2 separate regions of the Homo sapiens genome follow, and region 2 is linked to region 1. Evidence: chromatin contacts called from ENCODE Hi-C or POLR2A ChIA-PET data. All regions are on one chromosome and are shown on one strand. The core of a region is the stretch at or near the end of the contact, and the rest is flanking DNA. Distances in the headings are between cores, read along the strand shown. Region 1 holds the start of OR56B1 (olfactory receptor family 56 subfamily B member 1). Region 2 holds the start of OR52B2 (olfactory receptor family 52 subfamily B member 2).

Region 1 (5,579 bases), core at 3,077-5,576:
TCTTGAAAATTTACTCTTCCTGTCTAACTGAACCTTTATACACTTTGGTCAACATCTCCGCATCCCCCAGTTCCCCACCTTTTATCCTTTTCAGCATCTGGTAACCACCATTCTACTTTCTACTACAAATTACTCTAAACCCCAACTTCCAACTCTAAACTTCCAACTTCTGCCCTACATTTTCTTGTTTGTACAAACTTCTTTAAAATGTTATGTGCATAAATTTTTCTATTTCCTAGCCTTTAACTTACTCTTTAGCCCACTCCAATATGACTTTTTCTTATGCACTCCAAAAATAGACAGTTCTTTTCAAAAAGTCATTTGTAACCTCCAAGAGACTGAATCCATCAATATTACTTTAAACTATGTTTCATTAGATCTGTCAGTACAGTAAAATTATGAATCAATTTCTTTGCCTTCTTCTTTAAAAATCAATCTGTCTTTTCCTATATAGGTTATTTTCGGTCTCTTTTTCTTTCTCAACATTTACCTAGACATCATGATGAGTTTCTAGAAACTACATGCTAGACCACCTTCTTTCTGTCACTATCCTCACTTGCTAAAACATCTATTTGTGCTAATAGCATTAATTCAAATATTCCAGTAATTTCCAAATAAAATACTAGTCACTCCAGTTTTTCTCAAATTGTTCCTTTGCTCTCTGGAACTACTTTTTCCTCTCTTTGCTAAATAATAATCTCTTGGATGCTTCAAAGGTAGGCACCTCATATTGGTCATGACCTCATTTGAACTCATTCTCTTCCCTTATAATCTGGTTCTTCTCCAGTCATCCTTAGGTACATGAATGACATATTCCATTCCAGTGCATGTATGAGAAACTTAGAGTTATTTTGGGGTCATAAATATTATAAAATTTACATCCAGTATAACTTCTATATCCATCCATTTCTCTATATCTTCATAGCTTAAAATAAAGCTGTCTCACCCTTGAAGTACTGTTGTCAGTGCTCATCCAACTTACTTATATTTATTCTTGCCATGTACAATCTGGTCTTCACATTGCTGCCATGCCTAAATTATCCTAAACCTTTTCAGTGGCTCCATATTGCTTTAGCATAAATTTGCTTAAAATTATCTGACCACTATGACCTCAACAGCACCATCTCACATCACCTCCCATGTTCCACCACACCTTGAGGTTTCCAGACACATTGTTGTCACCTTGAGGTTACCTTGTTGTTACACTGAGATTACCAGACACATTGTTGTAACACTCTGTTGTTACCTTGACTATGCCTTGATCCCTCTCATTTTAACATTCAAAGATTCCTGGATAAAAAGTCTTTTTTATCCCCACCCCAACACACACACCATAGTTATCTTCTACTCAAACAATTGCCCTCAGAACAAACATTTTTTCAGGATATCCTCTCTGACAACAAGAGATTATTTTTTTCTTCATGTGAACTCTTATCACTTGGTACTTTTGCTTTAAAGCACTAATCCCAGTCTATTATTATATATTTGCTTGATTTTGTTGTTATTATTCTCTCCCCCCACCTCAACTAGACCACAATTTCAATGAGAACAGGAACGATGACTGTTCTATTGATCACTTTATGCCTAACATGTTTTTCAAACACAGACAGAACTAAATATGTATTTTTGAATGAAAGCTTTCTCCTTTAAAAATGTTTAAATAAATCTCCTAGCCACAGAATTTAGAACACCCAGAGTTTGTGTGCTTAAAAACCATTCAAACACTCTAAAATTTCTCACCTTTATAGGTCCATTTTGATTTAATAAATGAAGATATTCTTCTATTCATGTAAATTCTTAGGTTACATTAATAGGATACATGTTTTTGAGTTAATCTGCTTTCTATTCTAGTGGGATTTAACATCCTAGGAATTCAGCTTTCTCTATAGGTCTTTCATCATGTCTGCAAATGAGATCTATTATGCTTAGGTCACTGAGCTGCTTTACTACTCTCCATAAATTTCAGAAGTTTATAATTTCTGTGCCACATCTTAGCTGACAACACATTTTTATCTTGTGTTAAAGCATCTTTCTCATAAAGTTCTGTCTTTGCCCAGTAGAAAACTTCTGCCACGCCTAGGATCCCAGACTGTGAGTCTGTGTTCATAAGCAAGGTAAGTGATAAAATCTTCTCATGGTCACTTTGGCTAAATTCCAGAGAGTTCAATGGCTTATCCTAAACATTATGTTGTTTTGTCAACATTCTGCAAAAAGATTGACATTTCTCTCTGTTTTAGTAGCATATAGAGGATTAGAGGGCCTTTCCAAAAAAGGTTGAAGTCAGAATTAGAAAATATTAAGGCTCACATGGTGCACTAGAAGTTACCTTGTCTGTAATCAAAAAACAACACTGCCAGATTATCTTCAGGGTTAATATATTAACTGTTTTATATAGCAGAATCGTATTCTATGTCATGCTAGAATATAATTGTAAAAAAAATTAAAAACAATTCTTTTTCTGTGAGCTCAAACATACTACTTCTCTTAATTGTATCACACATATACAAATCAGAAAAAAATTTTAATAGAGAAAACATCAAAGATAAAATGTTATGTGATATTAGGATGTAAAGTAATAAATGAGTATTAAGTAAAAATGCCAGGCCTTGTACATCAAATGGGTTACATACTTCCACGCATCCAGGATAAAACTATTGTGTTGAACCCCTTCAGAATTCTCCTCTAAAAGCTCAAAGTCAAACTAGCTTTACCTCCATTATTGCTTGTGCTCTTTAGTCATTGAAATTTTCTGTAGATACATTTAGATAATTTTACTCTTTATCAAATTACATTCACCATTAAAGAAGGATGATTTACTCCATCATTTGGGAGTATATGTTTATTCAAACATACAGGCAGTAAGAAACCTCTGAAAGGAAATACATTTAGTTTTTAATAAGAATTGATACAACAAAAGAATTTTATTTTCTTCCAGATTTTTTTGGTATTTAACAATAATTATATCAAAAATCAACCCATAACTAATATATTAAAAATAACATTTTAACCTTTGAACATAGCTTTCCAGTTTTTGTTTCTTGCTCATAAACCTGCAATAGCTTCCACCATGGCAAAAATATTGGAAATAAAATGCCTTGAAAAATTACTAATTTTAGCATAGAGTAAGTATTATATGTATCTGCAGTGTAAAATACAAAGAAGTTCAAAGCAAGAGATTATATTCACTTCGGTTTGAGTCATATCTGAGAGTGTTTTATGCAAAATAAAGGATTGTAATAGTAAATAAATAATAAATGGTAAATAAATAAAGGATTGTAATAATAAAGTATTGTATTTGAAAGAAAATGTGAAACCATGAATTATTTTAAGCAAAGGAATACCAGTGTCTGAAAGATCAGATTGCTAGCAGAAAGAAAGAATTATGGAAAATCAGAAACATTTGCTCCAGGCAGGTTGCAGAAAGCATACTGAAAAAAAAGAGTGCATATGAATGAAGTAAAGAAAAGAAATCAACAATATGATAAGCAATTATTTGCAGTAAGGGAAGGTTAGTTTTCTAGATTCAAGCTTGTCTGGTCGAGCCACCATGCAGAATAAAAAGTAAATGGATAACAACAAAGTTGTAGAAAAGATAATGAGTCTAATTTTAACCATGATTTTTGAGCATTGAATGGCAATTCCTTCAACATTATGGACAAATAATTCTTGTTTGTTAAATAAGTTAAAATTACTGTTCAATGGTTAGAAGGTTTTAGTTGTACAAGATGAATAAGTTCTAGAGACCAGCTGTACAACATTGTGCCTGTATTCACTAAAAAATGAATAGAGTTGATCTAATATTGTGTTGTTATCACAGGAATCTTTAAAAGCTTCTTATTAGTTTTACCTAAATCCTGTATTTATGTCTTTATAGGTTCTCTAAGATTCAACTATAAAAAAACTTACTAAGGTATGTCTTCATTATATGACTTCTCATATGGAGAAATTCAGCCATAATCACTAACTTCCTTTTAAGCTACTCTTTTGCAACCTCCTCAGAAGTGCATACAAAATAGAACATGAAAGAAAACTATCCCCAAATCCTCAATATAATTTATTTCTGGAAACCTTTACAAGTCCATGATATCAAAATTTTGAAAGGCTATGTAAGACGTTAATGGACATCTATATCAACTTGAAATGATGTAGCTATAAATTTCATCTCCCATAATTCTTCATTTAAAAAATCTAGTTATTATTAGTTAATAAACCTCTGCATCAAGTCAAGTAACACTGAGATAAATATGAAGAAAACAAGCACATCCATTTAATCTATATAATTTCTAAAGAGATGAAGAAAGGCTTAGAAAAATACTACAATTTTATTTCTGTGGTGGTTCCAACCTGTGATAACTGAGAACAATACAAATAGAGATTTGAAATTCATGTTGAATCATGAATCATATGTCTGCATCTCTCAAAATCTCCAATAGCTCCAAATTCCAGGTCTCTGAGTTCATCCTGCTGGGATTCCCGGGCATTCACAGCTGGCAACACTGGCTATCTCTGCCCCTGGCACTACTGTATCTCTCAGCACTTGCTGCAAACACCCTCATCCTCATCATCATCTGGCAGAACCCTTCTTTACAGCAGCCCATGTATATTTTCCTTGGCATCCTCTGTATGGTAGACATGGGTCTGGCCACTACTATCATCCCTAAGATCCTGGCCATCTTCTGGTTTGATGCCAAGGTTATTAGCCTCCCTGAGTGCTTTGCTCAGATTTATGCCATTCACTTCTTTGTGGGCATGGAGTCTGGTATCCTACTCTGCATGGCTTTTGATAGATATGTGGCTATTTGTCACCCTCTTCGCTATCCATCAATTGTCACCAGTTCCTTAATCTTAAAAGCTACCCTGTTCATGGTGCTGAGAAATGGCTTATTTGTCACTCCAGTGCCTGTGCTTGCAGCACAGCGTGATTATTGCTCCAAGAATGAAATTGAACACTGCCTGTGCTCTAACCTTGGGGTCACAAGCCTGGCTTGTGATGACAGGAGGCCAAACAGCATTTGCCAGTTGGTTCTGGCATGGCTTGGAATGGGGAGTGATCTAAGTCTTATTATACTGTCATATATTTTGATTCTGTACTCTGTACTTAGACTGAACTCAGCTGAAGCTGCAGCCAAGGCCCTGAGCACTTGTAGTTCACATCTCACCCTCATCCTTTTCTTTTACACTATTGTTGTAGTGATTTCAGTGACTCATCTGACAGAGATGAAGGCTACTTTGATTCCAGTTCTACTTAATGTGTTGCACAACATCATCCCCCCTTCCCTCAACCCTACAGTTTATGCACTTCAGACCAAAGAACTTAGGGCAGCCTTCCAAAAGGTGCTGTTTGCCCTTACAAAAGAAATAAGATCTTAGAGACCTTCTCCATGATGTACATGAACCTCAGCTTCTCCTAAACTGGATAGTAAAATTTCAAAGAGGATAAATGAGTAAGTGAATACCTTTGGGATTCCCTTTTTATATTTGTATGTAAATAATTGTGAAAGCTTCAGAAAAGATACAAAAAATCACAGTAGCCTAAAATATTGACAAAAGCTAAATATTTAAATATATTTGAGAATATG
Region 2 (6,089 bases), core at 2,846-5,345, 430 kb after region 1:
AAAATCAGTATATCAAAGAGATATCTGCACTCCCATATCTGCAGCCCTATTCACAATAGCCAAGATTTGGAAGCAACCTAAGTGTCCATCAACAGGTGAATGGATAAAGGAAATGTGGTACATATACACAATGGAGTACTAGTAAGCCATAAAAAAAATGAGATCCTGTCATTTGCAATAGCATGGATGAAACTGGAGTTCATTATGTTAAGTGAAATAAGCCCACCACAGAAGGACAAACTTAGCATGTTCTCATGTGGGAGCTAAAAATTAAAACAATTGAACTCATGGAGATAGAGAGAAGGATGGTTACCAGAGGCTGGGAAGGATAGTGGGGATAGTTAACGGGTACAAAAAAAAAAAAATAGAATGAATGAATAAGACCTAGTATCTGCTAGCAAAACAGGGTGACTATAGTCAGTAATAATTTAATTGCACATTTTAAAATAACTAAAAGTATAATTGGGCCAGTCTCAGTGGCTCACGCCTGTAATCCTAGCACTTTGGGAGGCCAAGGCGGGTAGATTGCCTGAGCTCAGGAGTTCAAGACCACCCTGGGCAACATGGTGAAACCCATCTCTATTAAAAATACAAAAACTTAGCCAGACATGGTGATGGGTGCCTGTAGTCCCAGCTACCTGGGAGGCTGAGGCATGAGAATTGCTTAACCTGGGAGGTAAAGGTTGCAGTGAGCCGAGATCACAACACTGCACTCCAGCCTCAGTGACAGAGCAAGACTCTGTCTCAAAAAGTAAATAAATAAAAGAGTATAATTGGATCGTTTGTCAAAATATAAATGCTTAAGGTGATTTAATTTTTTTTAAATAAAATAAACAGCTGTTATTGTAATATTGTTATCATTAATATTATCATGTTAATATTTTGTGTTATTATGTAGTATGTTTTGTGATAGAGATGGAAAATAAGTTAGGACAAGATTATTAAATTAATGCTTAGCTTAGAACTTACTATGTAGTCCTGTGATTTCCAAACTATGTCTAATGGAACACTAGTTTATTTTACAGATGTAAATTTATATGCTTATCAAAATTATGCCAAAATTATGTGGACATTGATATAGATATCTACGGTCACAGAAGTGTGGGGAACACTGCTGACTCTAACTTTCTCTTGGACAGCCATGTGCATGACTCACAGAATATCAGCATTTTCCACAATTATCTGACCATGAAACTTTTTAATAAAACATTTATTTATATCTGATATCTACTGCTACAGAATATTCTGTGGAAAACTCTCTGTAATTAATGAAAAACCCTCCAAAGTATTTGACAGAAAGTGCCTTGATAAGCTCTGTCTTTTAGAAAATTTAATGTAGAGTCATTTCATAGTTTAGGCTAATGCGTAAAAGATTGAAAACATTGATCTCAGCTAAGAAAGTAATGCAATATCTGAAGTGAAAGATGAGAAAAGTCATAAGTAATTTGTATAGGCAGTGTTGAAAAGACTAACAATACTAGTAAGTATTAACAAAATATTTCTCAGAAACTATGAGCTAAAGATTATGTTAAGTATAGTCATAAGGTTTATTTCATTTAATCTTCTAAATAACCCTGTGAAGGTAACCTATAAAGTACCCATTTTATAGATTTAAAAATTGAGAACCAAAAATGTTAAACAAACTGTGCAAGTTCGCATAGCTAGAAAATGATGATGACAAGACTTGAGTCCTGATATGAGTCCAAATACTATCCATATACTTATTTAGTGGTACAATCAATATAAATATCAACCAATAACTTTTTGAGTATCAGCCCTAAGAGGAGAAAGTTGAAAAAGACTATAGGGTTTCCAGCTCAGTGAAGTTGATGGGATCATCATAATCTAGTTCCCAAGAAATGAAATGTAGGAAGAAAAGTGGAGTGGGAGTTCTACATCCTAGGAAGAATAACCAGTTAATAGGTGGATTTATGTGTCTAACACTCAAAAGAGAGCTTTAGACTAGAGACAGGGATATGGGACTCATTAGTGTTGGTGGTGGCTAAAGAAATGAGTGTACATGACCTTTTCTGGAAAAGCATAAAAGAATAAGAGTTGAGACTGTGAATCCCAAGAGAGTACTCCAATTTTGCCAACCTGGCCATGAACAATGTACTATAATTCCTAATTCTGGGTCTGGTCAAAAACTAGATATAAGAGAGAATCAAGAGTACCCTGTTTCCTCCTACTTTGTCTTTTCGCTGGTCCCTGAGTTACAGCAGAGAGAAGTACTGCAAATCAGCAGTTGATTTGGCTCAATTATGCCAAACTGCCTTCATGAGGAGCTGATTTACTAATCACTGGTTTTGTGAAATAATTTAGCTGGTCATTTCAGTGTACCATAGAGATGCCTGTTCTGATCTCAAGGAGATAATTGCGCTCCCATTCATTTTTCAAAAATGTAGTATGTGTCAGGCATTTTGTAATGCATTGGGGATACAAATATGAATAATATACACTCTTCTGATTTCAAGGAGTTTGCAGTCAATTGAGGGTACAAATAAATGAACAACTCATTACATTACAATTTATTATGCACATTTGGAGATTTGTACAAGATACACTAGACATGCAAACATAGGACCCTTGGCTTGCCTGGAGAAATTAGAAAAGACTCAACTTTTCTTGAACTAAAATTTGAAGGAAAGGAAGTTTTTCCAGATGACCAAAGGTCATGCATGGCTGTTCCTCAAACTCACCTGCCATTGTGGTAGTGGGTGGCAGGCCACTTGATTCTGTACAAAGAATCAATGCACATTTGGGATTTTTTTAAAAAATTAAAACCCCTTAAAATGGTAAATATAAAATTATTTTTATCCACTTCTTTATAACCTCATTTCATGTGGTGTTCAGATCCCTGCGCTTCTGGCGTCTATCTAGTCTACTGAGGGTACCAAAGCCTCATATCAGAGGCATGTACACTTAGTTATTATTTCTGGGTTGTAGGGAGGAATATGTAAAGAGGTTAGAGAAAACAAACAAGAGAAGGAGGAAGAATTATGAGAAAAGAAAGAAAAGTTGGGGGCGGAAGATGAAATAGAAAGAAGAGGAAGAAAAGCCTTCTCAGTCCAGGAAATCTCTGTATTTCACATCTAGCTTCCTTGAAGGAGCTGGACATGAAGATTCATGAGCCCAGAGGGGAGGTACAGCACCAAGTCTTGATGTCAAAGAACCGGTGGGCTACACCCTCACGTATCTGCTTAGTCTTCACACCATAGACAATGGGGTTCAGCATTGGTGGCACTGCCACATAAAGATTGGCCAGCAAGATATGGACATGTTGAGGAATATTACGCCCAAAATGATGGGTCAATAAGGTAAAGAAGGATGGAACATAAAACATAAGGATGACACAGAGGTGGGAGCCACAAGTGCTGAGGGCCTTGTGCCGAGCATCCTGGGAGGGCAAACGAAACACTGCTCGGAGGATCAGTGAGTAAGACACAGCGATGAGGATAACATCCAAGATGACCATGACAATGGGCACTGAGAAGCCATACCAAATGTTAACAGTGATGTCAGCACAGGCTAAACGAGCCACTCCAATATGCTCACAGTAGGAGTGAGGAACAATGTTGGTTAGGCAGAAGGGCAGCCGCTTCAGCAAGAATATGACTGGGAAGATGATGCAGAAGCTTCGGGTGATGACGGCCAGAGCAATCCTCCCCACAACAGGCCATGTTAGCACTGTTGTATATCTCAGTGGGGCACAAATGGCCACAAAGCGATCAAAGGCCATGGCTAACAGGATAGCTGACTCCCCCACAAACATCATATGGACAAAGAAGCCTTGGGTGACACAGGCATCAAAAGCAATGTTATGTGCTTGAAGCCAAAAGATGGCTAGGGCCTTGGGCACAGTGGTGGTAGACAGCAGGATGTCCATGACGGCCAGCATTGAGAGGAAGAAATACATGGGCACATGAAGGTTACGTTCCATGACAATAACCACTATCAGGATGCTGTTTCCCAGGACTGCAGTGATGTAAATGAGGCAAAGAGGTATTGACAGCCAAATGTGATAAGCCTCCAACCCAGGGATGCCAGGAAGGACAAAAACTGCAGGATGGAAGATGGTAACATTGGTGTGACTCATGATGCACTTTATGGTCCTCTCTATAATGACTTAGAAGCTGATGAGTCTACTGAAAGTGATAGAAACAGAAAGCACTCCCGAATATGTATAAATATCATAAAAGACAGCATGGATTTCTAAATTGCTGGACTCTCCAGCAGCAAGTACTCCCAGAGAATGTTCACTTGGTATAGGAATGGCTTCTGGCCCATAGTGCTTCCTTTGCAGATAGAGCTTCTGTGGCAATAATGCTTCAAGTATGAACAGAAGTGGCAGCACCTTCCTGCAACCACCCTGCCCCCAGAGTTTGGCCTCACTCTCCCTTTCTGACCTCATTCTACTATTTCCACACAAGCAGCATTTTCCACCTACCTGTGTTGTACTTGTCCCTTTCCCCAAGATTTTGTTCTGCATTTACCTTTAATTTCCCTCCCCTTCTACTTCTGTTTAACAAAATTTTAACCTTAAAATAAGTCCTCAAGACATACCACTTTGTAATGGTCTGTGTTCATAGCAATATATCTCCTTCCTAAAAAACTATTAACTAAACTATATTTTAACTGGGTTATATTTAATCCTATTAAGTTTATCTGGCTATTGCCTTGAACATTTCACAGGACACTTGCACCTCTGGCCCCTTGTGCAAGGGAGTAGAGTATCAAGTGGGAATCCAGAGGAAGCCTAGAGGGGTACATTTCTCCACTCTGATCCAGATTCATATCTTCCCTAATGCAGTGAGCAATGGGGCAGCCAATGAAACTGAGACAGGCAATTTTCATCACCAGCTCCTCATGGACTTCTCATGCTCCTCCTCAAATATTTCTATACAGGAGCCTCTTGGTTATGTCTGGGCTTCCTTATCTGTAGAAGCCCCCCAGGAAAACGATTCTGAGCAAAAGAAATCAATCTATTGCCCACCTGTAAACTCTGCTGACTCCACTAATACTGCCCTTCTTCCCACCCCACTGTTCCCCAACGCTCAGAAGGAACCATGTTTCCCTGCTGCCAAGAAGGATTAAGTATAGAGCCCTTCTTGGCTTGCCTGCCACTCAGGTAATATTTGTTTCATTCTGAAGTTCTGAACTATCTGTCAGCTATTAGGACTAGGGAAAGAGTGTATGATTAAGAATCTAGAAGGGAACATGAAGAAAAGGGACCACAGAGACAGTAAAGAGAGAATCAGAACTATAAAGGTACCAAATAAACACTAGACTGATCTTCTGATAATGGTATTCAGAGGGCCCCAAAGAAGAGATGCAAAGGAATCAAATCCTCAGTTTATTAGTCCATCCCTCTGCCTCTATGCAAATGAACTTTCTCAGAGCACAGTGGGCTGTGGGGAGGGAGCAATGGGACTCCAGATGGGTACAAGGAAGGGAATAGAGCCAGATCCAGACAAGTAAAGGCCGCAGGCAGGCTAATAATCTGACAGCATTCAAGTCAGTATATTTTAAATATTTGGGCCAGGCACAGTGTCTCATGCCTATAATCCCAGAAGTTTGGGAGGCCAAGATGGGAGGATCGCTTGAGGCCAGGTATTCAAGACCTGCCTAGGTAACATAACAAGACCCTGTCGCTACAAAACAATTTAAAAATTAGCCGGGAATGGTGGCACGCACCTGTAGTCCCAGCTACTTGGAGGCGGAGGCAGGAGGATCTCTTGAGCCCAGGAGTTTGGGGCTGCAGTGAATGAGCTATGATGGCACCACTGCACTCCAGCCTAGGTGATGGAGCAAGACTCTGTCTCTTTAAAATATATATATATACATATATGTATATATATAAAATACATATTATATGTACACATATATGTATATATATATGTGCGTGTGTATATATGTATGTTCAACTTCTACTTAGAAGAGAGGCTGAGCTTTGCTGGAATGAGCACAGAGAAGAAGTCATTAGTAGCACTGCTCTGGCTCTATTTTAAAGTATTGAACTCAAATTTATACAAGCAAAAGCCCCAGCAAAAAAAACAAATTCATTTTCCTTAGGAGGAAATTTATTGGAC

The links. A loop is a pair of places that touch in the nucleus more often than their neighbours do. ChIA-PET counts read pairs that join two places held with the same protein, here RNA polymerase II (POLR2A).
Region 2: a loop to region 1 is called in a map of mesothelial cell of epicardium, with 20 times the contacts of the local background. The contact joins the promoter of OR52B2 here to the promoter of OR56B1 in region 1. A Hi-C loop is called at or near these places in 1 of 168 maps with a recorded cell type or tissue (mesothelial cell of epicardium). POLR2A ChIA-PET finds 5 or more read pairs at or near these places in 1 of 52 experiments (OCI-LY7).

Annotation. Positions count from the first base shown.
Region 1 is chr11:5,732,122-5,737,700 of GRCh38, forward strand. OR56B1 (olfactory receptor family 56 subfamily B member 1) reads left to right here and starts at 4,327. Exons shown (of 1, transcript NM_001005180.3): 1 at 4,327-5,579. The coding sequence starts at 4,396. The coding sequence ends at 5,370. It also overlaps a transcript of OR52N4 not described here. RefSeq lists a silencer at 2,044-2,244.
Region 2 is chr11:6,166,231-6,172,319 of GRCh38, forward strand. OR52B2 (olfactory receptor family 52 subfamily B member 2) reads right to left here and starts at 4,096. Exons shown (of 1, transcript NM_001004052.1): 1 at 3,125-4,096. The coding sequence starts at 4,096. The coding sequence ends at 3,125.